Regions from separate parts of the Homo sapiens genome. Here region 2 is linked to region 1. Evidence: chromatin loops called from intact Hi-C (ENCODE). Cell type or tissue: heart left ventricle. All regions are shown on one strand.

The links. A loop is a pair of places that touch in the nucleus more often than their neighbours do. Peaks named below come from ENCODE experiments on the same cell type or tissue, not always from the same donor. Only the 100,000 strongest peaks of a DNase experiment are listed, where the experiment ranks them.
Region 2: it touches region 1 in a loop (8-fold over the local background); 80 of 110 quality-filtered maps call a loop at or near these places.

The regions. Positions count from the first base shown.
Region 1 is chr14:23,928,941-23,931,440 of GRCh38, forward strand. LOC105370411 (a long non-coding RNA gene) reads right to left here and starts at 1,074. Exons shown (of 2, transcript XR_943618.2): 1 at 266-1,074. It also overlaps a transcript of LINC00596 not described here. In heart left ventricle, CTCF peaks have their summits at 1,019 (motif pointing left) and 1,229; a DNase peak (open chromatin) is centred at 991.
Region 2 is chr14:23,630,951-23,633,450 of GRCh38, forward strand. It overlaps a transcript of DHRS2 not described here. Among named protein-coding and RNA genes, the nearest start is that of DHRS2, 4.2 kb to the right of the region's middle. In heart left ventricle, CTCF peaks have their summits at 1,176 (motif pointing right) and 1,380; a DNase peak (open chromatin) is centred at 1,181; H3K4me3 peaks cover 273 bases.

The DNA.
Region 1 (2,500 bases):
GCCATTTTCTGAATTCTGTGTATGGTTCCCTGTGGTTGTTTCTTTCTTTGGGATTAATTAAAATAAAGTTTTTTGTGTGGGCTCATTGGGTGTTTTTTGAAACTTTTTTAGAAAACCCACATTGATTTTTTTTCAGTTTAGTGCATTCTCCCTTAAGTTACTTCAGTGACTGGTCTTTGCTGTACTGCTGAAAATTCTTTAGTAACATTTTTCAATTAATTTTAAGAGAATTTGCAATTAGGAGTTTGACTGGTTTTCTACTCACTCCAATATTTTCCCGGATAATTTTTTTCTACCATGTCAGGCCTTTCTATCTTCTGATTCAATGGAGTCTGGAAAGAATCCAAAGTCTAATTATGGGATTAGAACAAGAAAGCCAAGTACTTTCAATGGAAAACTGAAAAATGCCTTTTTGTGCTTTGTTGCTGCTGTTAAGGCTCAGGCTGAGTCTAAGAAAAGGGAAGAAAGATTGGAATACTGAAATAAAATCTTACCAAAAACGCTTTAATAACCTTACATATTAGCTGCATTCCTAAAGGCTCTGAACCTTCCAGGCATCTCGCAAGCGGCAAGGGCCGCATTCATTTCTTTGGCTATAAATGAAGGGATGCTAAATTATTTCCAAGGTCACTTTTCCATCTCTGAATTTCTACAACATTAAATAATGTTTAAGCTGCGAGTTCAGGCATGAATTAATGTAACCAGAATTATTCCCACTTCTTGCTACCCTGCCCACAAAATGCACACACACACACCCCCACTTTGATTTCCCGATTTTTAAATTGTTCAAATCAATTGTTATGAAACATAAAATGAAGCCGGGAGAGAGAAAATGAGGGAACCGAATACAAAATTCCTCCCTTCTGGAATCAGGGCAGCCTCTGCACCCCCAGATCTCCTCCAACACATGAGGTACTTAAGAGGAGACCCCTCAAGGCAGCACCCTGCCAAGGCATGGTTGAGTCACCAAATCTCAGCCGTTTGGACTGTGAGGGGAGACCCTGCAGCCCTCTGGTGGACAAAAGTGGCATTACAGCCTTCTCTGCATCCAAAAGGTCACAGCCCATCTGAGATGGAAGCGTGATGGATCTATCTGCAAGCGTGACCTGAAATCCTAACCAAGGGCCAACCTGCCCAGGACAGGCTGGATCTTTGCCTCAGAAATGGTGCTTTTGTCATTTTGAGAAACATTATCCCTGCAGATTTCAGATTTGAAACTCAAGAAGGCTATGGTGGATTTCAAATAGGGTAATGTTAAATGGCCTACATTTTTACTAGTATTGTGGGCACTCCTACCAGAAGAAAAATTTTTTAATTCCATATAATTCAGAATGAAGTTAATCAGAATGAAGTTGTTCCCCACTCCTTTCTTGTGTCCTTCCAGCCCTCAGGATGGTAGCAGCTTCCGCTGCCACTAATATGTGGTTGTTTCACCAGCCCATTTGGCTTCTCAGCCCAGTCCAACGTGTAACCAATTTCCTGTTTTAAATTCCCTCTTTGAAATGCCTACAATGATTTTGTTGTGCTTGGCAATAGGAATATGGCAGTGACCAAGACAGACTTCGTTCCAGATCTTATGGAGCTCATAGTCTAGCTCAGGAAAATAAATATTAAATAAGCACTCATTCAGTTAATAATTATTTCAAAAAGGAAGTACATGAGAATGCATAGCAGAGGAACTTAACCTGGAATAAGGATAAATTTTGTAGTTCCACAGGTGACACTAGAAGCTAGAAACTCTAGGCCAGCAGGACTTTACACAGAGACAGTCCCACAGCTATGATGGAAGCACAGAAAGTTGTGATGTTGCCTCTCCTCCTCCCTGGGTCCAGCAGGGAAGAAAGGAAGGGTTCCTAGCCAAAGGCGGAAGTGGAGGATTTCAGGCAGGATTCAGTGCACAGTAGTGACAGAGAAGCAAGGATGGAGTTCTTCTGACAGCCTGCAGGCACCCAAGAAAACTTGGCTCTGCTAGATCTGGCCAGGAAAGAAACCAAAATCTTGAAGGAATGTGTCATCGCCCTGGCAACCTCCAAGCCACGGGAGTCAGACAATGTCCAGACCAAGCCTGACTCAAAAAATGCTTTCCCAAAGATTTAACCTATAATATCACAATATTTCCCCAGTCTCCTCCTGACCAGCATCATATGATAGGGTACGAGGATGGGAGAACCAGCCTGCTGCTGTGCTCTCTTGTCCCAACAGGTGTCTGCTCCTGTCTTGATGAGCTCAAAACATCCTTATCTTCTCTACCTGTCAATACTGATGAACACCAGATTACTCAACACCCTGATGCGCCATGCCAAATCCTAACAACTCTCAATTTATATCAGATGGGATAGGCATACTTTATTCAGCTTTGCTATTTAGATCAGGGGTCCCCAATCCCTGGGCTACAGACCAGACAAGTCCATGACCTGTTAGGAACCAGGCTGCACAGCAGGAGGTGAGTGGTGGGCGACCAAGGGAAGCTTCATCTGTATTTACAGCCACTCCCCATCAC
Region 2 (2,500 bases), 300 kb before region 1:
GATGAAGCCTCCAGGTAGTAGGCATCATAGATAATAGATTGTAAATATTTTTTATCAGATCCTAAAAGGTGCCAGACTCTTAGTTAAATCTCTCTTGGATCAGGAAAAGACCTGGAAAGAGAAGGGGATTTTCTATAGGATGTAAATTTTCCTCACAAGAGACAGCTTTGCAGGGCCATTTCAAAAAATGTCAAAGAAATGCATTTTGATGTAAAATACTTCAGTTTTTTTCAGGACCTGCTATCTGTCATGTGATGCTATACTAGAGTCAGGTTAGAATTTGGTATCTTATTGCTAAAAGTCTGTTTTTTCAGCCCTAAGATCTCCATTTTACTGTTAATGCTGGTCAGTCATGCCTGAACTCAAAAGGGAGGAGGGTATAATGAGGCATGTCCAACCCTGTATTCCCATCATGGCCTGCACTGGTTTTTTAAGTTGACTTTGGAATGCCCTTTGCCAAGCAGAGGAGTGCTTTCAGTTGGTTGGGGAGCTTAGAATTTTATTTCCTGTTTACATTATTCTCTTTTCTGATTTTCAATATTTCTAACTCTTCCATGTCTCTCATTCTTTCTCCTCTAATCTTTGTTTTCTTCCTCTACCCCCCCCACCCCTTTCCTTTTCCCTTCTCTTCTCTCTTTGGACCAGTGCTGAAGGCCATTCACCTCCAAGATGGGACTAGGTTAAGGGTGTGCCCATTCAGCTTCCCCACCCCCAAATTTGGGCATCTGAATTGATAAGCATGGAAAGGGGTATCAGAGTGGGCAGTGCCAGGCTCAGGGACCATTCTAAGCTCCCAGGACCTGTGGTCAATTCTGCTGCAGCTGACCGAGCTGACTGTTTTGGGGAAAGCATAAGTGAGTGGGGTAGGGTGAACCAGAGGCCTTGGAAGCTGCTCACTCTTCCCATCCTCCCAGGCAAAAGAGGGGCTTTGCATGGGAAGGGGAAGCAGGGGAGACAGAGGAGGCCTGACTTCATCTCTGCAGGTTGTTTACCTGCAACAGTCCAGGCAGAGTTGCCTTTCCTTACAATAGGTCAGCTTTCCTGCAAACCACATTGAGGCAAGTTCAGACAAGCAGGGCTTGGTAAGAACTGTTAGAGGCCAGAAAGGGGACAGCCAGACTTGCTGAGCTAGGAACACATCTCACAGGTGCTGTTACTCTAGCCTTCCAGCAGGGGGCGTCCTGTCCCGACAAAAGGCGAGTCCTCTTTTTCCTGCTGTCCTCCCAGCCAAGGAGACTGGATTCCTCTCAACCTCAAAAGGGGGTTAATCTGAGCTCGCAGCAGAAGGAGAGGAGTTCCCCAGGGGGGGCATAACAATGTTCAGAATCTGGTGTCCTGTTTAGAAAAGGTAGACCAATCAGGAGCTGAAACCCCTTGTCTCCACGTAATGCAAGGCTGTAAATATGACCTTGCAGGAAGGAGAGAGGCGTGAGAGAGTAAGCGAGAGCAACAGCAGGCAGAGTGGAAGCAGCTGGGAGGAAAGAGGGAGGAGGTCTAGGACCTACAAAGATTGTTTTTGGAAATACAATATCAGAAGAGATATAAATCGGAAATCAAGGCTTCCTTCCCAAAGCAAAGCATTTGGTCGCCTGCATTTTGACACTGAGTACAGACTGATATTTAATAGACAGTTTCTTCACAATTCCTGAGCAGCACCCATTCACTTATAATTTATAGATACAGACCCCTAACTCGAAGGAACTGAGTTATGCAAGAGTTGCTAAGGAACAAGGGGAGATGCAGTAGGTAAGGCAGGGGTTGCTTAGTAACCAGGAGTCCCTTGGTGATGGAGTGGCCAGAGCATGTCTGGAACTGATGAGGGTCTGTAGACAGAGTCATCCCAGGCCAGAGCCTCCTGCAAGTTCACATCTGTCGGCCCCTTGGCCCAGAGCTGCCAGAGCCTGCCTCTCTTCACCTTCCTGGCACTGTCCTGTCCCACATGAAAAGCACACTGCTAAGTCCCTGAGTGCCCTGCTAACTAACCCCTTGCTGGAACCACTCCTTCCCTCCCTCTCTCAACAGGAAGCTCATCAGATTCTTCCATTAGAGTAGGGAATGGCAGGCCAATGGGAATCCCACATAGGGGAAGGCAGGAGCCTCTGGGCTAACATGAATGTGGAGCTGGGAAATTAGGATTTGGGTGAAAGAGGGTCTCCTAGACAAGCATCCCTGGCATTTTCCAGTTCATGGTGATATATCTTCATACCTGAGTCTCCCATGCCAGATCCTCTCCCTGCCTTCACATCTGCGCATAGCTACAGAGGCACACCGTTCCCTTCTGAAGGGCCTCCTGAGGGCACAGGTCTCCACACAGCAGCCTGGATGTCTGTGGCTGGTTTAACTGGCTCAGCTCCACGGACATCCCTTCAGAGAGCTTCAATCAGCACCGGCCTGCTGGAGTCATTCAGAACTGCAGTCTGCTTTCTCAGGCATGAGCCCCCCATTCTCTGTATTCCAGGCACATAGGCATCCCTGCTCTCTCCCAAACACCCTGGACATC